Linked DNA regions of Homo sapiens: all the other regions are linked to region 3. A link is an interaction called in ENCODE POLR2A ChIA-PET data of the cell type or tissue named here. Cell type or tissue: MCF 10A. All regions are shown on one strand.

What was found. ChIA-PET counts read pairs that join two places held together with the same protein. Peaks named below come from ENCODE experiments on the same cell type or tissue, not always from the same donor. Only the 100,000 strongest peaks of a DNase experiment are listed, where the experiment ranks them.
Region 1: POLR2A ChIA-PET joins it to region 3 with 16 read pairs; 3 of 35 experiments call an interaction of 5 or more read pairs at or near these places.
Region 2: POLR2A ChIA-PET joins it to region 3 with 10 read pairs; 6 of 35 experiments call an interaction of 5 or more read pairs at or near these places.

The regions. Positions count from the first base shown.
Region 1 is chr10:58,410,516-58,418,515 of GRCh38, forward strand. No RefSeq gene overlaps it. Among named protein-coding and RNA genes, the nearest start is that of TFAM, 29 kb to the left of the region's middle. In MCF 10A, a CTCF peak has its summit at 4,214 (motif pointing right); a DNase peak (open chromatin) is centred at 4,246.
Region 2 is chr10:58,432,611-58,440,610 of GRCh38, forward strand. LOC105378316 (a long non-coding RNA gene) reads left to right here and starts at 1,316. Exons shown (of 5, transcript XR_945984.3): 1 at 1,316-1,431. In MCF 10A, no CTCF peak of the experiment used is centred here; DNase peaks (open chromatin) are centred at 2,891, 3,711, 5,901 and 6,571.
Region 3 is chr10:58,510,664-58,518,663 of GRCh38, forward strand. BICC1 (BicC family RNA binding protein 1) reads left to right here and starts at 2,209. Exons shown (of 21, transcript NM_001080512.3): 1 at 2,209-2,670. The coding sequence starts at 2,481. LOC124902427 (a long non-coding RNA gene) reads right to left here and starts at 1,389. Exons shown (of 2, transcript XR_007062147.1): 1 at 997-1,389. In MCF 10A, no CTCF peak of the experiment used is centred here; a DNase peak (open chromatin) is centred at 3,158.

The DNA of each region.
Region 1 (8,000 bases), 100 kb before region 3:
TTATTAACCTCCAATGGTAATATAAAAATATACTGGGTTTTTTTGGTTTTGTTTTGTTTTTTTTTGTTTTTTGGTGGGTGTTATTGTTGTTTTACATATCGGGACATAGGGAGCTTGTATCTTTTTAAAGGCTGCATTGTATTCCATTGTATGACTATACCATAACTTTTTTTTTTTTTTTTTTTTTTTGAGACGGAGTCTCGCTCTGTCGCCCAGGCGGAGTGCAGTGGCGGGATCTCGGCTCACTGCAAGCTCCGCCTCCCGGGTTCACGCCATTCTCCTGACTCAGCCTCCCAAGTAGCTGGGACTACAGGCGCCCGCCACTATGCCCGGCTAATTTTTTTGTATTTTTAGTAGAGACGGGGTTTCACCGTTTTAGCCGGGATGGTCTCGATCTCCTGACCTCGTGATCCGCCCGCCTCGGCCTCCCAAAGTGCTGGGATTACAGGCATGAGCCACCGCGCCCGGCCAACCATAACTTTTTAAAAACAGGTTTCCAAACTTTTGGTATTATAGATAATGGTGCAACAAATAATCTTTTTTTAATTTTTTTCCTTTTTTAATTTTTTATTTTTATTATACTTTAAGTTCTAGGATATATGTGCAGAACGTGCAGGTTTGTTATATAGGTATACATGTGCCATGGTGGTTTGCTGCACCCATCAACCCGTCATCTAGGTTTTAAGCCCCGCATGCTTAGGTATTTGCCCTAATGCTCTCCCTTCCGTTGACCCCTACCCCACCGACAGGCCCCAGTTTGTGATGTTCCCCTCCTTGTGCCCATGTGTTCTCATTGTTCAACTCCCATTTATGAGTGAGAACATGTGGTGTTTGGTTTTCTGTTCCTGTACTAGTTTGCTGAGAATGATGGTTTCTAGCTTCATCCATGTCCCTGCAAAGGACATGACCTCATTCTTTTTTGTGGCTGCACAGTATTCCATGGAGTATATGTGCCACATTTTCTTAATCCAGTCTATCATTGATCGGCATTTGGGTTGGTTCCAAGTCTTTGCTATTGTGAAGAGTGTCACAACAAACATACGTCTGCATGTGTCCTATAGTAGAATGATTTATAATCCTTTGGGTATATACCCAGTAATGGGATTGCTGGGTCAAAGTGTATTTCTGGTTCTAGATCCTTGAGGAATTGCCACACTGTCTTCCACAATTGTTGAACTACTTTACACTCCCACCAACAGTGTAAAAGTGTTCCTATTTCTCCACATCCTCTCCAGCATCTGTTGTTTCTTGACTTTTTAATGATCTCCATTTTAACTGGTGTGAGATGGTATCTCATTGTGGTTTTGATATGCACTTCTCTAATCAGCAGTGATGATGAGCATTTTTTCTTGTGTCTGTTGGTCGCATAAATGTCTTGTTTTGAGAAGTGTCTGCTCATATCCTTCGCCCACTTTTTGATGGGGTTGTTTTTTTTTTCCTGTAAATTTGTTTAAGTTCTTTGTAGATTCTGGATATTAGCCCTTTGTCAGGTGAGTGGATTGCAACAATTTTCTCCTATTCCGTAGACTGCCTGTTCACTCTGATGCTAGTTTCTTTTGCTGTGCAGAAGCTCTTTAGTTTAATTAGATCCCATTTGTCAATTTTGGCTTTTGTTGCCATTGCTTTTGGTGTTTTAGTCATGAAGTCTTTGCCCATGCCTATGTCCTGAGTGGTATTGCCTAGGTTTTCTTCTAAGGCAAGGCAAATAATCGTATACATGTCATTTTGCACCTGTATGAACACACCTGTAAGATAAATTTCTTAAAGTGGAATGCTAGATTAGAGGTATATGGATCTGTATTTTTTTATCCATTGTGCCACGTTGCCCTCCACAATATGTGTGTAGTACATAATTTTTAAATGACTACATATTATTCTATGGTAGGGATTGCTGTAATTTGTTTAATTTATCTCTCATTTGTGAACACTGTAATCATTTCTCTATCCCACATTTATTTAGCTCTCAAAGCTATGCTATTTTATTGTACAATGACTAAACTACTCAACATGAGAGATTTGGGAGGATCTTTGTGGTCAGCTTATTATTCTTTTCATTACCACAACAACAGCACTACAAACTCTTTTTCTAAGTGTTTCTCCATCTATGATCTCACTTTTGTGGCTAGACCTCACCTCTAGCCCCTGGGAATTTCTTCTGTGAACGCAGCAGGATGACATCCCTCAAGTCAAATTCCAAAGCCTTAAAGTAGATCAGCAGATCAGGGCCCCCTAATGACTGATTACACACAGCTCTGACCCCACACTTAGCCCCGAGCTTGTTGTTTTCTGCAGCCTTTTATCCCTTCATTTTGAAGATGAGTCCATCTCTTCCCCAGTGAGAAAGCAAACAGTGGAGAGGGAGAGTGTGATGCACTTCCCCCAGGCCATGCAGAGGGCAGCATGCTCTGATCTCTGCCTTGCCTTATTTGCAAATACCTTTCCCTAGTACTAGAAGATTGAAGAGAAAGGTAGGAATGGTAACAGCTCTGGCACCTGGAAACTGCAGGTTGATCTGTACAAGCACAATATAAGTAGTTTTTGCTGAGCATCTCCAGCTTGTCATATTTTAGTTACTACTCTAGCCTCAAACTTGAATGGTTTGATACTGTTTGCCAAAGAGTTTGCAAATATTTAGAGGTTCTCAGAGATGGTGGTCTTGGGATGGAGACAATTCTCAGAAAAGAGTGCTGCAATTCCGGACATGATGGCCTTTGCTCATTAATCTACTTGGCTTCTCTAGCATGAATCCCATTAGGAATCAGAGTGAGATTGAGGGGCTATCGGAAATTAAGCCGGGCCCGGTGGCTCACGCCTGTAATCCCAGCACTTTGGGAGGCCGAGGCGGGCGGATCACCTGAGGTTGGGAGTTCGAGACCACCCTGACCAACATGGAGAAACCCCGTCTCTACTAAAAATACAAAATTAGCCAAGTGTGGTGGCACATGCCTGTAATCCCAGCTGTTCAGGAGGCTAAGGCAGGAGAATTGCTTGAACCCAGTAGGCGGAGTTTGCGGTGAGCTGGAGATCGCGCCGTTGCACTCCAGCCTCGGCAACAAGAGCGAAACTCCGTCTGAAAAAAAAAAGAAATTACTAGGCCCAGAGACCCATGAATATTTAAATCCTGCCAAAGAATAAATAGAAAAGGAAGGCATATACTGAAGGAAGGTTAGCAAAGGGAAACAAACTAACACAATAAATGTGCTTTTGACTTCCAACCCCAATAGAGACAACTCACATAAATTTGTCTACAGTGAAGCCTCTTCTAACCCACCTTCCTCCATCCAAAGATCCCAAGCCACAGTTCCAATTGGCCACAAAATGACCATGGGGGATAAAGGGGGAATAGAAAGATGTGACTGTGACTTAAACTTCTGTGAACATAGACCCTGGACCTTACCACTTTAGCAGCTTGGAAGGAAGATGAGAGAACACTCCTGTGGATGTGATATTGAGGGAAAGTGTGTTGCAAGCAGAGGAAAACGTAAGTGCACTGAGGCAGGAGCATGCTTGGCATGCCCAAGGGTCATCTCCTGATTCTTGGCTTTTATTTACTGTTTAATCTGTAACTCTGACAAGTGTTTTGTGTATCAACTGACAGCTAGAGATGTGATACTTTTAAACATTGTGACTTTCATTCCTTGGCTGTACTGGGCAATATTATATTCAGAAACAGAAACTTTGTTTGTTGACATAAAGTTATTCCCTACTGGCACTTAACATTCTGAAAATCAGTGATGTCACTCTTTTCCTAATCAACATTTATGATGGTGGTATGGTTGGGGGGACCTTGTAAAGACAGATTATAAAGAGAAGTGATATGAATAATACTGGCAATAAATTAAACGCTTTTATTGGAAGACTTCATTTGGATTCATAGTTTGTACAAATGATTCATAATTTACCATGTGCTTTCTGATCATTCCATGAACCATGAGGAATGCTTAAGACTGCCCCCACTCTGATTGTGGAAGAAAAGATAAGCTATACCTAGAGGTCTAAGTTAATAGCACCTCGGTAAAACTTGATCTGTATGGCAGTTGACCCAATCATTTGGAAGTAGTTTTGGTGCCCAGTTTGGTGGATTTTTCCTGGTTTCCATGAGGTTCAGACATCTAGAGCTATTTATCCCAGGAAACTACAGCTAGATTCATTCTCTTATGAGGCTGTTTTCACATTTCTCAAAAGTAGTTTATTCCACAAACATCAGAGGGCAGCATTTGATAGGGATTCCAAAAAGACAGAAAAGCTTGTCCACATCGGACCTGCTTGCATGCTCCACTGGGCTATGCTTTTCTCTCTCCTCTTTCCTGGTTCCATTTCTGTTTTCAAGCCAGGAAATGCCTTCACCTGTGGCTTTCCAGAAACCACTGCTCCCTTCTTCCTCATGGGACACGGTGAACTGGCTGAGGTACATGGTAGATTAGTGCTCCGCCTCCCTTCTCCCTCCTTCTTGGATGCTTTCTTGTACTACACAGGCTGGAAAGCCAAAAATTCCATGTCCTGATTTTCTTATAGTGAAGGTTCCAGATGTGGGAACCTCAGTCCATGATGAAGATCTGACAAAATCTCAGCCAACCCAACGGGGAGCTCCAGAGCAAAGATTGCTCATTAAAGAAACCCACAGAAATGGCCAGGCCCTAGTGTCCTTACTGTGCTCAGTCACTGGGTGGGGGTTACCTTGGAAGAATGCAGATTCGGCTTGAAAGTGAAGGCAGATCATGAATTCATTAACAGCTGAGGCTGCCAGCAAGTTCTTCCTTCAAGGGTGTTATGAGCAGTAAACCTCCATGGTTGCCACAATCCACCCTTGTGCTGTGTGGCTTCGTATCACCATATACACTTGCAGAGCAGCTTCTTTGGGGTCCCAGTGAGCCTCTCTTCCTAAGGGGAAACTGAGAAGAGGGAGCTTAGGGGCTCCAATTGGTATTCACTATCCCCACCTTCCCCACCCAATGTCCATTCTAAATTCCCTGCTTCCTCAGCTACCACCTCCGTGGCTTACCTACTGAGCTGACTCTAACTCCCATTCCTGAGGGGTCTGGACCCCTGATAATCACACTTTTCTCAGATCAGGATGGCTGCACTTGTCCATTCACAGTCACATCTGGATAAAGGAGTAACAGGAAGTGCCCCTGCAGATCACCTGAGTTCTGTAAATGTTCCTCTCAATTGTATAAGAAAGAGGTGTAAGCCTCACCTTTTTCTGCTGGTCAGGGCCAATGACACCTTTCAGGACAATGACTCCTGTTCTTGCCTGCTGGTCCTGAATATAAAGAGCCAAAGTGCCCAGAGGGCAGCTGAGGCTGGTAGTTTAATGGAAATCTTGCTGTGTCCCTTGGCAAGGGTGTGTCCCCTTTTGGAACTGGGACCTCTAATCCTGCAGAGCCCAGAGTTAAAGGGACAAAAAGAAAAGCCCCCTAGTGGGTCATTGAAAATGATGTTAGGTAGGGCCACTTGTGCTTCTATACCTTGGTTCCTACTGGAGACCCAGCAGCATATGGAGGTGTCTGATTCAGTATGTATACTTCATCCTATTGGATGCCTATGAGTTAGTGTTTCAGCTGTGCCTTTTTCAGAGTGTTGCCTGTGAGTTAGTGTTTCAGTTGTTTCTTTCCAGCAAATCATTTCATTACTCTAATAGGCTGGTAGTGTCTGGATGGGGCAGTATGTGATATGACCATTGGGTCTCCTGGTTATGGCTCTCACTCTCATACCTCCTTCTCTCCCATACCTTCAGTGGGTTCTCTGATCAGATGCTGTATTGTCTAGGATTCTATGACTATGGATCAGGCATTCCATAGCCAGACCCTCCAAATCTGATAAAATCCCATGCAGCTATCTTCTACTGTGATGCAGTAACAGAGAGACCCAATTAATTAATTTTATTGATGTAGATCCTGTAAAAATACAACTTAAGAGTGCAATTGGTACAAAGATAGAAACAAATCTACACATACTAGTCACCTAACTTATGACAAAAATGACACTGCTGTGCAGTGAGTGGTAATAGATGATTATGTTAATAAATGGTGCTGGTTGGGCAGGTGGTATGGCCCACACCTGTAATCCCAGCACTGTGGGAGGCCAAGGTGGGAGTATCACTTGAGGCCAGGAGTTTGAGATCAGCCCAGGGAACAAAGTGAGACCCTATGTCTACCAAAAAATGTTTAAAAATTAGATGGACATGGTGGCACACACTTGTAATACCAGCTACTTGAGACTGCAGTGAGCTATGATCATGCCACTGCACTCCAGCCTGGGAAACACAGTGAAACCTTGTCTCTAAAAAATAAATGCATACATACATACATACATACATAAAAATAAATTATGCTGGGCTGGGAGCAGTGGCTCATGCCTGTAATCCCAGCACTTTGTGAGGCCAAGGCAGGTGGATCACCTGAGGTCAGGAGTTCAAGACCAGCCTGACCAACATGGCGAAACCGCGTCTCTACTGAAAATACAAAAATTAGCCGGGCGTGGTGGTGGGCACCTGTAATCCCAGATACTTGGGAGGCTGAGGCAGGAGAATTGCTTGAACCTGGCAGAGGTTGCAGTGAGCCAAGATCGCACCATTGCACTCCAGAGCCTGGGCAATAGAGTGAGACTCTGTCTCAAAAAAAAAAAAAAAAAAAAAAAGGATGCTGGGCAACTGGATATCCACATGGAAAAAATGTATCTTGATCTTGAGCCTTCCTTACACTAAACTAAAAAAATAAATCCAGCTGGATTGTTGATCTAAATGTGAATGGTAAGACAATAAAGCTTTAGGAGAAAACAGAAAATTTCTGATACCTTGGAGTATGCAAAGATTTCTTAAAAAGACAACAAAGTACTTACCAAAAAGGAATATACTTATGAATTGGAGTTTAATAAAATTGAGAACTTATGTTTATCAAACAAACAAACCACATGGAATGTCAAAAGGCAAGCCAGGTCTAGGAGAAAATATTTGCAATGGCACCTGCTTAACAAAGGACTCCTACCCATTTATATAAAATTCTCTTATTTTCTTACAAATAAGAAAAAGAGATAACCCAACAAAAAGAGCAACAAGCAAGATTTAACAGGTGCTTTACCAAAGAGGATATCATTCATTTAATTCATTTGTTTCTGTTTATTTTCTTTTGTTTATTTACTTTTTATTTTTTATTATACTTTAAGTTCTATGGTACATATGCACAACGTACAGGTTTGTCACATATGTATACATGTGCCAAGTTGGTGTTACTGTACCTGTTAGCTCGTCATTTACATTAGGTACTTTTTTTTAAAATTATACTTTAAGTTCTAAGGTACATGTGCACAGCGTGCAGGTTAGTCACATATGTATACATGTGCCATATTGGTGTGCTGCACCCGTTGACTCGTCATTTACATTAGGTATTTCTCCTAATGCTATCCCTCCCTGCTCCCCCCACTCCACGACAGGCCCTGGTGTATGATGTTCCCCACCCTGTGTCCAAGTGTTCTCATTGTTCAATTCCCACCTATGAGTGAGAACATGTGGTGTTTGGTTTTCTCTTCTTGCGATAGTTTGCTCAGAATGATGGTTTCCAGCTTCATCCATGTCCCTACAAAGGACATAAACTCATCCTTTTTTATGGCTGCATAGTATTCCATGGTGTATATGTGCCACATTTTCTTAATCCAGTCTATCATTGATGGACATTTGGGTTGGTTGCAAGTCTTTGCTGTTGTGAACAGTGCCACAATAAACATACATGTGCAAGTGTCTTTATAGCAGCATGATTTATAATCCTTTGGGTATATACCCAGTAATGGGATTGCTGGGTCAAATGGTACTTCTAGTTCTAGATCCTTGAGGAATTGCCACACTGTCTTCCACAATGGTTGAACTAGTTTATAGTCCCATCAACAGTGTAAAAGTGTTCCTATTTCTCTGTGTCCTCTCCAGCACCTGTTGTTTCCTGACTTTTTAATGATTGTCATTCTAACTGGTGTGAGATGGTATCTCATTGTGGTTTTGATTTGCATTT
Region 2 (8,000 bases), 78 kb before region 3:
GTGAGACTCCATCTCAAAAAAAAAAAAAAAAAAAGATGATGCTACAAGCTACCTTAGATACTTAAAGTATTACATAGTACACAATAGATTCTCAAAAATGTCAGTTGTAATAATAATTTCATTATCTTATATTCATTCCTTTTGCTCTCATCAAGGTTCAAAAGGACATCCAAATGTGTGTTTGTTTAGAGTTTATCTTAGGGATTCCACCTCCCTAATATGTCTGTGAACCAAGGAATAGAATAACAGTAATAATTCCTCTCATTTTGTAGAAAAGAAACTAGAGCAGCTTATTGTTTAGCTCCATGAGGACCATTAAGCACTGGGACTCATTTTTATTCTCAAAGACTCCCAGGTGAAAAAGACCTGGAAATCATCTGTTAGTTCAGGTTGAGTCTGATTTCTGATTCACATCTGCAACACTCTTGGTGAGACACGAGCAAGCCTAAGGATGGATAGCAAAACCCACAATACCCATGCCATCACGCCTCTTTCAAGGTCTCATGTAAATATTATTAATTTTTTTAACTTGTCCAAGTTCACAAAGCTAACTCTTTTTTAATGATATTTATTTTACTGCTGAGCCCTGATGGGCCTCAGAATCCTTTTCAACAAATTCTGGAAGCAGCTAATACTAAACAATTTGATCTGTCACATTGAGTTGAAATCTATGTGCTGTTCTGACCCAGCCTCTAGCCGAGAGCTAGCCAAAGGCTGGGAATGCATTTCTACTTGCAAGAGCTAGTTTCATCTCTGGAAAAACATGCTGTCTCATTTCACTTTTTAATTCCCCCAAAATATATGCATAAATGCTTAATAAAGATTTTTATAATGAATGAATAAATAAATAACTAAAGGAAAGATTTACAGAAGTGTTTCATAACTTGCCTCAGATCTCCTGGAAAATGTGTTGGTTCATCAGACATTTACTGAGAACCTATTATGTTAAGTACCATTTATGTGAGGTGATCAGGAAAGTCTGCAATGATATGACTTTTTAAGTTATGGTGAAATATACGTAACATAAAATTGACCAGTTTAACCATTTGAAAGGTACAGTTCAGTGGCATTAAGTACAATCTCACTGTTATGCAACCATCGTCCACATCCATCTCCAGAACTTATTCACGATCATAAACTGAAACTCTCAACTCATTAAACCCAAATCATCCACTATTCCATCCCCCCATCCCCTGGCAACCACTGTTCTACTTTCTGTATCTATGAATTTGACTACTCTAAGAACCTCATACGTGAATTCATGCAATATTTATCCTTTTGTTTCTGGCTTATTTTACTCAGGATAATGTCTTCAAAAGTTCATCCATATTGTAGCACATACGAGAAGATGACTTTTTAAAAAGTTTTTAATTAAAACATAACATAAAAAGTGAAAAGTGCATAACTTGCTCACAACCTGAACACATCAGGGTAAGTAGTGTCTACATAAGAAATGGAAAGTTACTAGAAGGGCAGAAGACCTCCCCATACTCCACTCCTAACCCCCGAGAATAATCTCTATCCTGACTTCTAACAGCGTAATTTTGCCTAGTTTTTAACTTTACGTAAATTAAAGCATACAGTATTTTTTTTCTATTTGCTTTTTTTGCTCAATATAATGTTTGTGGTATTCATCCATATTGTTGTGTGTAGTTATATTTCTTTCATTCTCATTGCTATACAGTATGTTATCATGTAAATATGCCACAATTTATATATCATTATATTGTTGATGGAGACTCAGGCAGTTTCTGGTTTTTTGTTAATATCAATAGTCTTGCTATGGCTAGGCATGGTGGCTCACACTTGTAATCTCAGCACTTTGGGAGGCGGAGGTGGGTGGTTCACTTGAGGCCAGGAGTTTGAGACCAGCCTGGGCAATATAGGGAGACCCTGTATCTACAAAAAATTAAAAAATTGGCCAGGTGGGCCAGGCATGGTGGCTCACACCTGTGATCCCAGCACTTTAGGAGGCTGAGGTGGGCGGATCACAAGGTCAAGAGATCAAGACCATCCTGGCCAACATGGTGAAACCCTGTCTCTACTGAAAATACAAAAATTAGCTGGGTGTGGTGGTGGGCGCCTATAGTCCCAGCTACTAGGGAGGCTGAGGCAGGAGAATCTCTTGAACCCTGGAGGAGGAGGTTGCACTGAGCCAAGATTGCGCCACTGCACTCCAGCCTGGCAACAGAGTGAGACTCCATCTCAAAAAAAAAAAAAAAATTAGCCAGTTGTGGTGGTGCACAGCTGTAGTCCTAACTACTTGGGAGACTGAAGCAGGAGGATTGCTTGAGCCCAAGAGTTTGAGACTGCAGCAAGCTGTGATTGTGCCACTGTGCTCCAGCCTGGGCAACAGAGGAAGACTCTGTCTCTATAAATAAATAAATAAATAAATAAATAGTACTGCTATGAACATTCCTGTACATGCCTTTTGGTAAACATATGAATGGATTTCTATTATATATATTATGTATATGCTATATGAATATATCATATAAATGTATATATGCATATATATATATTCAGAATTAAAAATGCTGGGTCACAGAGTATGCCTATATTAAGCTTTAATAGCTTTTCAATGTGGTTTACCATTTAGAAAGGGTCATTTAAGCTGTGGCCTGAAAAACGAAATGGAATGGAAGCTGCATTGAGATTTCCACACTAACATCTCCCTACTGCTATGACAAAAATGTGACCTTTTATAAAGTGGTTAGAGTCAAATGGGAGAAGTCCTTTGCCTCTTTTTTGCTGTGGTCTCCCAGTACACTTTAGTGTGAGGAGCCTCTGTCATTTTGGTCAGACCCAGGGAGTCAAGAGATGATGACTGATGACTCAGCCTCCTCAGCTCGGCTTCCCAGAGCTCCACTCACCACATCAGTGAGCCTGGCATGCAGGGGGAGACATAAACACAACCATGGTGTTGATATCAATCCTAGCAGAGATGTCACAAGCCAAGGTCTGGGAAGAGGAAGAATGAATCAGGATAAAACTTCAGTGGAAAAAAGACCAAGTGAGAGACTTAAAAGTCACGACTAAAGAATTGTGTAAGTAACAGTGGCAAATGACAACAAAAGGCCTCTACAGCTAAAATAATCAGTGGTACCTGTTTCAGATCCCCAGGCTTCTCTGTTTTTGGGAGGTCTTAGGATGCAGGGCTTTGCCAATTGTGTGGCCTGGGATGACAGCCAATTGATGGAAGCTGGAATTCAGGGCTTTCTTCTCAACAGAAGTTAAAGAAGGCAAAAAAAAAAAAAAAAACCCAAACAAAAAATCTGGCCACAAGTGATGTCTATCAGTGTTGTGTGGGTGTGAGAGCCTGCCCCTTTGTCTTAATAGAGAATAGAAACATACCTGAGGAGGAGCCCCAAAGGCCTGATAGGAATGGGTCATTTTGAGAAAAAGTTTCCAATGGGAAAGATAAAAATCTAGTTGTTTTGCCCTTCAATGTTTTAGAGTTTCCTCAGAGCACAGAGAAATCTTAGTTTGCTTCTCCTTAAGGTACTGCTCATAAAGTCCCGTCTTTTAAAGAAAAGGAACAGAGTGAAAAATGATTGATGCATCAAAGTGAAGTTTCCTTTTCCAAACATGTGTCCGTAAGTTGCTGATCTGGGGTCCCTTCAGAATTGCATGCTGTGTCTTTAACCCATTTCCTGTTTGGAAAAAAATGTGGCTCACTGCCAGCACAGTGTTCTTGGGGCAAACGGGAAGTGGCTTTAGGTAGCCAGACAGGTATGCAACAAACTACCTTTCATAACAATGCCTCAGGCCAGAAGGGATTGGGTCTCATGCCAAAAATATCTTTTGATTATCTTTCTTTAGTACGTACAAAAATTGAGACTTAAAAAGTATTTCAGGGCCACCATTTTAAATTTCAGTCGAATGTTCATGTTACTGATTAGAGTTGTGTCTGTAAAAAGTATTAAAGATTGAAGTGTGTTTCTATTCTGTAACAGTTGCATATGTGTGTATTCTAACAGAATTTCTTGTATGAAATAATTGTCTTTCATTTATTTGTTTCTCTTAAGAGTTCTCAAGGAAAATACAAGTTAAATTAGTTAAGAAAATTCTGATTGGTTGGGTTTCACCTACCTGCAATATTGATTTCTCTATATATATGGATAAAAGAAGTCAATTTAAATATGTTGACCCATGTGGTCCAGTTTATATGACATTCAAATAAACACAACTTTGAACACCAAGACTAATTGGAAAATAATTCAAATATTTACCAGGGACTCTTGAAGAATGTCAGAAGAATATCTAGCAGACATCCTAACAATTATTTCTGCATCTTTCTTTCTATTTCCCATCACTCTGAAGTTTTTTTTCAAAGACTTGCTCAACTCACAAAATCTCTTTCTCATCCCTGCATTGCACTCAGGGTTCTGGTCTTTTTCCTCCCTCTCTCCCAACAAAACACAAAAATAAATAAATTTGTCTCTTTATAAGATTGAAAAAAAAAATCCCAGTCTGTATCTTATCTTCCAGTTATCAGATCTTTCTACCCATTGGCCTGATTAGCTTCACAGAGTCCTGGAGACAAGCTAGCAGTCACAGAGAGGGAAGATTGTGAACCCTTATACATTCATGCTTATGGTCCCAGTTGCACAATAATTTTAAATACAATTCATACAACAGGCTATTTCCCAGTCACTAAATGACAAAACTTTCTTTGCAATAAGAGGCAAGGCCAACAGTGACCAAAATTCACATTTTTGAAGACTGGAGAAAGGCATGAGGGAAGAGGTGAAATGTGGTATAAAATGAATAACATCTTTGAGCAGAGGCGGCATTCTGCCTTAGACCCTCCTCTTCCCCTCCTCTCATGACATCACACGTGCCGATGCTTTTCCCTAGAAGCCCTATTTCTTGAAATCTGAGACCATAACCCAACAAATCATTCCCTTGAAAGTTTACTTACTTTTTGATGGTTATTTGATATGAAGAAGAAATCGAAAAGAGAGCAGAACTTCAAGGTTGAATTTGGCCATTTCCATGCTAATTCATATTGGTGCCTGAGAGTGTCCTCATTAGGATCTCATTTCTCTGTTAATGTCAAACAGTATCTGATCTCTGCCTATCCAAGGGCTGGTATGGGCTTAATGCCAGCATTTAATGCTGGAATCTAAAGCTGGGACAGGTAAGGTGCTTCGCCTGCAGCATCCAAAGATCAGAGCAGGCAGAGAGGAAGTCTAGGAGCATACACAGTAAAAACGTATAAATAATATGATTTGATAAGATACAAGCACAATAAAAAGTTAGAAAAGAAAAATACTAAATACACGTTAAATGTATACATGCTGAAGAGATTGCCAGATAAGAGTGTTTACATAGCGTAGTGGAACAAGTGAAGAAATGTTTCCTTAGAGAATAATATATTAAGAAAATGTCCATGTCACCTGTATTGGTTCAGAAAGAGTTATTTTTGAAAGCACCTGGTTGTCTTAGGATTAAACTGCCTAGCCCTTAGGGAAGGAGACAAGGGCCTGTTCATTCATTCATTAACTCATAATATATTAAAATTGTGCTTGCTATATACTAAGCACAGTATTAGGCACTAGAAATAGGGTATGGACTATGACCAACATGTTGCTTATCCTCTTGGAGCTTACAATATAACAGGGAAGATAGACCTTGGAAAGGTTATTACTCATTCAGACAATGAATGTGTGCAAAGACAGTGATGATGGAGAAATGCATGGTGCTATTGAAGGCATTATGGAAGAATATGACCAAAAAAGAGGACAGGGTCGCTTTCTTATCAGTGAATATCAGCTGAGCAATTCAGGTGCCACTGCTTCCACCTCTGGGCATGGGCTTTCTCCCTTGCTTGGAAAGAATACATTAACATCAGATTAAGCAAAGAGCTCATAAAATGCATGATGGCACACTGACCAATCAAAACATACCAAGCATTCTTTTCCAGAGGATTGGGAAAGAGATTCATTTTGAAATAATTAGCTGGCAATAGGTTCAACATGAAAAAAATAAACATTAAGCCATAATTATTTTTCAACAGAACTGGAGACTTATTCATCTACTTTCTGAAATTGTATATCTATTTCATAGCACTGGAAGCTCAATACTATGTTTAATGTTCTGAGGGTAAAAACACGATGTCTGTTTTATTTCACAACATGAATTGAAAGCGTTTGTGGGACAGGATGTTGTTTTGGTTCAATAGGTTGTTCAAGATTCCTTAGGAGTTTTATCCAGTAACTGCTTTCAGCTTTAAGAAATTAATGTTTCCATTTGGTTTTCAGATCCAAAAACTGCATAAGCAGATTTTTCTGTTTTTGATGCCTTATCCAATTGCTAGTGTGGTTTAAGGTAATCAATCATATAACTGAGAGTTAAAGAACTCTGGCTAAGAGTTTTTACACAAATAAAACTTGCATTGGTTTGATTGTGGATGGTGCTTGTTCAAGGACTGTAGGAATAGGTTGTAGTCAAACCTCAGAAATGTTCCAGATTTGCAGCCCATGCACTGGTTGGGAAGGCCATACCTTATGGTTCAGGTAAGATACAGGCAGGGCTCGTGCTAGGAAATGAGAATACCTGATGGGAACAATAAAGTTACTGATTCTCTTGGCTGCCCAGCAAGTCTCTACCTGTCCCTCATGAATCTTTCTGCCAAATTCCAGAAGGAAAAACTCTCTTTCTCTGGGATATCCAGGGAAGATGGAGGTTCCTTTCCAGCCTTCCTTTCATCACAAATTTACTAGTCATATACTGTGGCAGGCACTAACAGCACAAAGACATAAGATTATAATCCCAAAGAGCTCACTGTCTAATAAAGGAAAATTAGCATAAATAAAATACTTGCAATGCAGTATAAGTACAATGCTAGGAACATTCATGTTATATTTTCAACCAGGAGACAATGCAATTAGCAGTATCAGGATTCAGGAGAGAGAAGTGTGGCAAAGAATACTGCATAGAAGTGAACAACAAAGTGGGGAAGGGAAGGAAACCCTTCCCCAGGGTTTGTATTTAGGAATACAATGAAATTAGTCAAGGTGGTCACAGCCTATCTTCTTTCAGGACCCTTTTCCCCTTCATAGGTCTATCATGCCTATCTTCCAGTGCTCAATACTTTCCTGTTGCCCTCTAGAGGCCCAGAGTTCACCACTCTGGAGTCCTATCTACCTTGATCTGCCCTTACTCGGACCAGTATTGTCACCTGTTCTGATCTTTCTCCAAAATTTTATGCTGACTCACTGTATTAGTTTCCTTTTGTTGTGGTAACAATTACCATTAATGTAGGGCTTAAAACAGCACAATTTTTTTATCTCATTGTTTTGAAGGTCAGAAGTCTGAAATTATATCATTGGGATAAAAACCACGGTGTCGGCACAGCTGCATTCCTTTCTGGAAACTCAAGGGGAATCTATTTTCTTGTCTTTTCTAGCTCCTAGAGGCTGCCCACATTCTTTGGCTTGTGGCCCCCTCCCATCTTCAAAGCCAGCGATAGCCAGTCAAGTCCTTCTCACATTGTGTCCCCCTAGCTTTGCTTTTGCCATCACATTTTACCCTGACTCTTACACTCCCACTTCCTCTTTCACCAAGCACCCTGTGATGACATTGGGCCCAGCTGGATAATCCCGGATACTCTCTCTCTCTCTCTTTTACAGTCAGCTCATTAATAACCTCAATTCCATCTGCAACCTTAATTCTCACAGTTTCTGGGGATTAGAATGTGGTCATCTCTGGGGGTGACTGTTATTCTGCCTACTGCACCCACCTTCAATTCTACTATCAATCAAAATTTACTTGTATGTTCTTCAATGACTCCTCATTAGCTAAAAAGTGAACCTAATAATTGAACCCAAACAGAAGGTGTTAAACGGAAATATGTAGGACCTGTCCCTACTTATTCTCCTGTCCCTGTTTACATATCATGAGTCAAGCATGGTTCTCTTCTATCTGAACCCAAATGAGCCTTCAGAATCCTTTTTCACATCCTGGCAACCACTTCCTTATGACTCTCTGTGATC
Region 3 (8,000 bases):
TAGTTCATCCAATGGGGGAATGCATACTGCCCCCTTCTGCTACAGTGTCTTTACTTGTGCTAATCTTATTGAGAGCCAATATAACTTATTGGCTAAGCATAAAGCACCTGAAGCCTAATTTTCAAGAGACTGCCTGGGTTCAAATTCTTATTCTTCAACTTAGTCGTGCAACCTTGAGCAAGTCATTTTACCTTTTGTGCCTCAGTTTCCTCAACTCTAAAATGAGGATAATTGTAGTATCTACCTTCAGGGATGTTACTATGATCAGATGATCATTTGCAGGGATGGCTCTTCCTTCCCTTGCCTAGTTAACTTCTCTTCCAACGTCTGTTCTGAGTTAGAGTCACTGTTTCGAGAAGCCTTCACTGACCTCTCTGACTGAATCCAATTACTCTATCATAGGTTTTCTCATATCTTGAGTCTCTTGTTTGTAATGCTTACTGCGGGCATGATTTTATATTTGTGATTTATTTTTTGGTCAGTATTCCTTCTCATTAGAATTTCAGCTCCAGGAGGGAGTACAGGGATGTGTCTGTCTTTGCTTACTATTCCTTGGGCTTAACAGTGCCAAGTACATAGTAGGGTCCCAATAAATATTTGTTGATAGAAAAACACAGTAAATGTCCCTGATGGAAAACAGTGGGAATGCTCCTACATAAACCCTTTGGGTGCTGAAACTAGTGCCTTGGATAGAAATTAACAGTAATTAACAAGTTTATAAAAGGAACACATGGTGGTGAATCAGAGCAGTTAAGTGTGCAGATGCTCTCAGTTCTTCAGGAGGTGACTCTGGGCAGGAGGGGTCTCCGCTCAAAAAGGTAAGACTTTATATAAAGACCCACAGACCTGGGTCTGATTAATTGGCTGTATTATCTGCTGCTGGACAACCTTAGTCAAGTTACTTTATTTCCCACGGTCTCAGTTTCCTCATCTGTACCCATCACAGGGTCAATTCCTGTTAACTAGGCAGCTGAACCTGAAATAATTTTGATTTACCTTCAGCATATTCCATGATTATCCAGAGGCCTGTGCCAGTGATATGGCTCTTCCTACATGTGAGCCAGGCAGCCTCCTTCTGTGGCGCAGTGACAAACTGCTATCCCCATCATTCCTCCCCGCAAGTCTTTGTACTTTGGGTCATAAAATAATAGGCTATGAATCTGTGTGAACTGGGAAAACAGAGTTCCAAGGGCACACCCAGTACGAGCGAGTCTCCTCTTCCCCCGCGCTTCATATCCAAGCTTGACAGAGGCCGTGGGTGGGCTGGCCCTCGGCAGTGAGGCTCAGAGGTTACTGGCCGTCATCTGTCAGAGACTGACCTTGAAAACAGAGAAAAGCCCTCAGTCCCTGACAAGACAGCCCTGCCCACGTGCCAGCTGGATCCAGCTCGCCAACACAGCGATCTCCGAGCCCCTTTTCTACTTAAAAAAAAAAAAAAGTCTGCTGAGTCCATTCCTTGAGAATCACAGAGAAAACAATTCCTTCCTTACTCCATTCAAGAAAAAAAAAAATTCCCTTTCTCAGAATAAAAAGAGTAAGCCTCTTGTCCACCTCTCGTGCAGCGGGCCACTTTGCTGGGAGGAGACGAGGTGTCTGGGTTTGAGCCCTTCCTGGAGGTATGAACTACATGCGAGCCACGTCCATGGCGATGCCTGCGAAAGACGGGCATGATTTCTTCTCCAAGCCTTCTTTTTCCTCTTCCTCACGTTCGAGCTTGTGGAACCAACTGGGGCTGTGAGTTTCAGGGTGTAGGGTATGTATGTAAACAGCGGAATTGTGTATGCGCTTAGTGTGCGTTCAGGACTCTGCTGTGCTTGAACTTGGCGTGTTTGTGTTTGTGTGTTTGGAGGATTATGAGAGCATGTAGGGGGAAGAGATTTGTATGTGTAAGTGCAGAAAAGTAGTAGTGTGTGTGATGTGTGTGTGTAGACAGGAATTACGTGGATACTCCATGTGCGTTCAGGAGTGTGTGTGTTTGAGGAGCTATGAAAGTGCATGTATGGAAAGGATTTATACGTGTAAGTGCAGAAAGTGGCAGTGTGTACGTGGTGTGTGTGTGCGCGCGCGAGTGTGTGAGCGCCAGGGGCCGCCCGCCCGCCGCGGCTCCCCGTGGGCTGGCCGGGCCAATGAGCGCGCGGCTGTAGGGGCGGCGGGCGGGGAGGGGGCGCCGAGCCCTGCGGATGGAGGCGCGGGCAGCGCGGCGCGCTCATTCCGCGCGGGCGTTGCTGGCGGGGGGCGGCGCAGCCACTGGACCCGGACCGGGGCCGCGACCCGGGGTGGCGGGTGGCGTGGGCGGCGCCCGGGGCTGGGATGCGCCGGGGGCTCAGTGGCGGCGGCGGCGTTGGCGGTGGCGTCGGCGGCTGCAGGGGGACGAGCTAGCGCCGCGGCGCTGGGAGCCAGTTGAGCCCGGCCGGCGAGCGGAGGCGGCAGCGCAGGCAGAGCGGCGGCGGCAGCGGGAGCCCGAGCGCTGCGCGCCCACCATGGCCGCCCAGGGAGAGCCCGGCTACCTGGCGGCGCAGTCGGACCCCGGCTCCAACAGCGAGCGCAGCACCGACTCCCCAGTGCCCGGCTCCGAGGACGACTTGGTCGCCGGGGCGACCCTGCACAGCCCGGAGTGGAGCGAGGAGCGCTTCCGCGTGGACAGGAAGAAACTTGAGGCCATGTTACAAGGTAGGCATCCCTCGTGTTCTCGGACTCTCCGACTGAGCCTCTAACTCCTTTTCGGACATCCCCACCGCGCGCTCCGGCGCCCGCTACTCCAGCCTACGGCCGGCCGGTTTAGCTCCAGGCCCGCTCCCCCGCGGAGCCGGAGGACACCCAGGGACTGGAGACTTCGCGGGACTCCCCACCCTTCCACGCCTCTCAGATTTCCAGGCGCTGGGGGCCCTGTGCGAACTTGACTGGCTTCAGAAAAGCCGAAGGCCGAGTTTGTACTGGCGCGCCCAAGTTGCGTTCTGGACTTTGGAGATGCCAACTTTAGCCCGGACACCTGGGCTGTGCCATCCGGACCACTCGGGCCGCACAGAGTATGCGTGACCCTCCCCATTCCCTGGCAGCCTCGAGTTCTGTCTCTCTCCGTCTGTTTCACTCTCTCCCCTTGTCAGTATCCACTTCCTCCAGCTGAGGGGCCTTGTCTCACTATTGGGAAACGCTCTGCAGATGTCAAGGCTTAAGACAGGAGCTCCCGCCCCCACCCCTGTGGTCAAGGAGGGCCAGGATCGGGGTGAGCAGCCAAAGCGAGGGGGGAGTGTGGAGGCAGTGCTGCTGTGTTTGAGGACAGTGTTCATCTCTTGACAGGCTTATAAAACACATCTTGAGTTACATTCAGTCCATAAAAATCTTCCTATGCTATGGGTGTCTGACTTTGTCTTTCACAACTTAGAATTATTTTTAACTCTTTAATTTCTTTGGGACTTTCCCAGGTAGAAAATCTTCAACCATACTGGACCGAAAACAGATTCTGATTTATAATACGAGTGTTGGAGTGAACGTCAAAACGTCCAAGGTCATTTTGACCTTTCTTAAAACAGATAATTACTAGCCTACCTGTAGCCACCGATGTGGCTCATTTCCCACATCCAAAGAGAGAAATGAGTTAGTTTGAATGACTGTTATTCTTAAAATACGTGTACGGGACCAGGCGTTAGTCTCACTTAGGGCGCTGGTGAAGATTCATTCAGTAGCTAGTGTTCTTTTATCATGGAGGAGTTTGGAGTTTTTCAAACGTTATTTGTGGCTTTATGCATAACTTACTTTGACTTTATCAGTCAATGCATCGCAGTATGGGAATGATTTAGCCCTCTGTGGAAATGCAGTGGCTTTTTAGAACAATTAAGCAGGTTATTTTAAGAGAGAACAACATGTTTTCCAAAACAATAACTTGGTGGAAACAAATAGCAAGAGTGTTTGGCAGACGTTTTTTGGATGTGCTACAGGCTTTCCTCCCTTGTTGCTTATTTTTATTGACAAACATCCCTAATGTGTGTCATGTCTTTCTCTGTCTCTCCCCTTCCCTCTCTTTTTTTCTCAAATTATGTAACTTTTGAGGACAGTTACTTCTGTGATAAACTCTTCAAGTAAGACCGTTATAAGATAGATTTGGAAATTAAAGCCCCAGTTGCATTTCAGTAACTCATTTCAGTTATTTCGTCTGTTCTGTGGTTCTTTTTGCCTAGTTTATGATTATAAAACAAAATATTAAATTTATGTCAGGCATATATTGTGAGATCGTTTGGAATGAACTGATAGTAGCACATACTCATCCTTTTCAACCAGCTTTCAGTTTTCTACATTAGTTTGGAGTGATATGAAAGAATGATCTGTTTCACCTGCGCACAAACAAGTAAGGACAGTGATGTTAGCTTCTGGGAAGTTCAAGTGTATAACCTGAGCTTTAGAAGTGAATTTCCTTTTTTGATTTAATTCATTTTCACTTCGAATAAAATGAAATTTTGAGGAGACTTTTTGAAAATTTGAAGGCTCTTTTGTATTAATAGATGTGATACTACGATCTGAGACGGTTTGAAATTGCTTTGCAGTAATAGTTTCTTTTACAGAAAGTCTTAACATCTCTTGAACAACCGATATACAGTCATGCAGTCCATGCTTAAGGACTACGACTGGGATACCTTGTTAGAAATGTGTCCTTAGGCATTTTCATTGTGCAAACATCATGGAGTGTAGTTACACAAACCTAGGTTGTGTAGCCTGCTACACCTACTACCTAAGCTATATGGTATAGTCTATTGCTCCTAGGCTACAAATAATGTTACTAGGCTACAAGGCGTGTTACTATACCCAATACTGTAGACAGTTGTGGCACAGTGGTATTTGTGTATCTAAATATATCTAAACATTGGAAAGGTAATGTGTTATGTTACTATGGCTATGACATCACTAGGCGATAGGAATTTTTCAGCTTCTTTATAATCTTACGGGACCATTGTAGTGTATGTGGTTAGTTGTTGACCAAAACACAAGTGTGAGCACTGGGATCACTAATACCTGGGTTCAAAACTCTGTAGGATCTCAGGAAAGTTGCTAGGCCTCTCTTTGCCTTCAGTTTGCCCATCTGTAAAATGGAGCTGATACTAGGACCTTTTAGGTTTTGGGAGAATCGAAAGAGATAATGCCTAACAAGCTAACATTTGCCCACAGTGTTTGGTCAATGATAAGAACTTAATGAATATCTGTTGTTATTATTAATAATAAATATTGCATCATGGATTAAAAGGATTTCCAGTGCCTACCACAATGTATGAAATATAGTATATACTTAATAAATAGTTGGGGAACAAAATAATTTTGCAGGTTCATAATTGCAGAAGTAAAATAGAAACTAAAGAAGTAAGTCTATCAAGTCAATAAGCATTCTAATATTGTTAGATATTCTTGGGTGGAAAGCTTTTTATTTGAAAAGTGCCAAGTAAGTAAAGTCTGTATTTGAGTTTTCAATTATTGTGAATTTGGGTGTGCTATTTTTCTATTTACAATTGACTTAAAATAGGTACAGGTTTCCAATTTAAATCAGGATAAATAAGATTATCTGCCTTTAAGTATTCAGAGTGCAAATTGGTGATTATAATGCTTGGAATTTGTTTCCAGAGAGACTGTCCTGGGGGCAAGTTAATCTTTAATGAGTTGTATTTTTATTAGTAGATAAATTCTTCTACGCAATGGACCAAAAATTCAGTGAGGTTAATATATGGGCAATAGGGTAGTAGTCAAATAAATGAAATACCATTCTTAGATGATCATTAAAACTTAAAAGAATTGTTGCAGATAAAAACCACCAGGCCAACAATGTAGGGAAATATCACTCTTTTTTCATGGTTTTTTACTGGCAGGTTGGGGTCTAATTACTACTTCGAAACAACCATGCAGAGTATCTGATGTTTTTGCTGTAAGTGAAGATTATCAGTTTTATTAGTTTACAGTTTTATAAATGGAAATTTATTTTCAAGTTTAGGTTTTTGATGGGTGTGGTAAGTCTTGGAATGAATACCATAGACAGCATTTTTAATGATAAAGAAAATCCTTATATAATTTCTTTATTTAATACTGATCTTCAAATGTAAATTTCATGCATCATGTGAAATAATAGTATTGATTTATGTAAGCCAATTAAATTTTAGTTAAATTAACTCAAAGTTATAAGTTACATATCATAACTCACATTAACTCAACTGAGTTATCAGGGAGGAAAGGGAGGAGAGTGTTATAGCAGGAAGTCTGGGAGAAAGTAAGAAATAATTGAGTCAAGAGAATCAGAGATACAGTCTTGGTGTTTGCCAGAGTACTGAGGCAATCACAGGATTCCTATATTAATACTTTTCTTTTTTAAAGTATTTTTCTTTGTAAAAACATATATGTGTACTATAAAATTAAAAATTCCCATATATAACACAGCACTTCAAATTATTATTTAAAAAAAATTTCCCATATAAAATTCAGAAGCATAGGTATTTTCAAAGTTTGGGAATCCCTTCTTTCAGTAGAGAAAATGGTAAGTGTTAAAAAGTGGGACCTGTGGTGGGGAGGAATGGCCTATTTTCATGAAAGGAGATTGACATCTGGTGGGATTTTATGATACTGCTGCCAAAGACTTTAAGAACCATGTTGCATTTTTGCAGTGATAGGCAGAACTGGGGTCATTTGCTACTGCTCGGTTGAGTAGCAGAGTTAGCCACTGAAACAGAGGTTGTTGTACATCATTGATTAACAGTAGGAGCAGCAACTATGTTATCTCTTTAATTCAGCAAACTTTAGTGGATTTTTAAAATGATTTGATGAACAGATAATAATTTAGACTTTTTTCATGAGAGCGGGAAGAAATATGAAGCCAAAAATGTGTGAAAATGGGGGAGTACTGAAAGTGAAGATAAAGAGTAAAGCTTAAATAAACAGAGTTTTCTAGCTAATGCTTGATCAAGGCTAATAAACAGCAAAAACAAATCAAATACATTTATGAGCTTAGAGATTAATAGCACAGGGCTGTGGGCCAAATCTAGATTTGAATCTTGATGCTACATTTTAATAGGGAGCTTGGGAGAATCCATCACTTGGCGACCTCATTTCTCAAATGGGGCAGTTAATGGTAGTACTTACCTCCTGAGGTAGTTTTGAAAATGAAGAGGAAAAAGGTGTATGTAAGTCATCCCAGTGCTGGCAACATAGGAAGTGCTGAATAAGCTAATAACAATATTCACAGTAAATCATTATGTATAAAATGCACTTTCTTATATTGATCATGAAAATCAAGTATATTGGAAACTTTAGTTTGGTCTTAAATTATCTTACGATTAATGAACATGCACAGCTATCTAAATATTATTATTGGCCTCCCTGGTAGCTTGCCATGTGTTGAGTATACTTGTAAAGGTGGGTGGGTAAATACTAAGTAAAGCTCCATTAGACATGAGTGTGGAGTTCTAGATTTTGCTCAGGACGAGAGGGCTTTTCACCCTTTTTAGTTGTAAATTGTTCTTGCTTTGAGTATTTTTCATTATTTGACTGGTCCTGAGCCATTCATTTCTAGTATGGTTTACTAAAGACTAGCAGCGAAATCAGTTAATCTCTCTTCTGGTTGTAAGTTGCTCTGAATTTGAGTCATTCATTGGTGTGTAGAAAGAAGGTTTTTTGAAGAAAATACTCTGCCTGGGTTAACATGTTTCATTTGCTCACCTGTAAAATGGGGATAATAATAGTCCTACTTTACGGTGATATTGTGAATGCTGAGTGTGAGAATGTATGTAATATGCTTAGTTCAGTGCCAGGTTGATGGTGCTTAATAAACATCAGTTCAGATGCAGCAGTACTGTCTCACATGATGGATAAAGATTTCAAAACACTAGAAAGCAAATACTTGCCAAGTCTTTTTTTCTTTTTTCTTCTAATTGCATGTGAATCCTTTGTGTATGTGTGTGTTGGGGGGGGGGGGGTGTGTTTGATGTGTTTTAGTGAAAGTCTTCCTCAAAAAATTAGAAAAGTTTGTTATGACA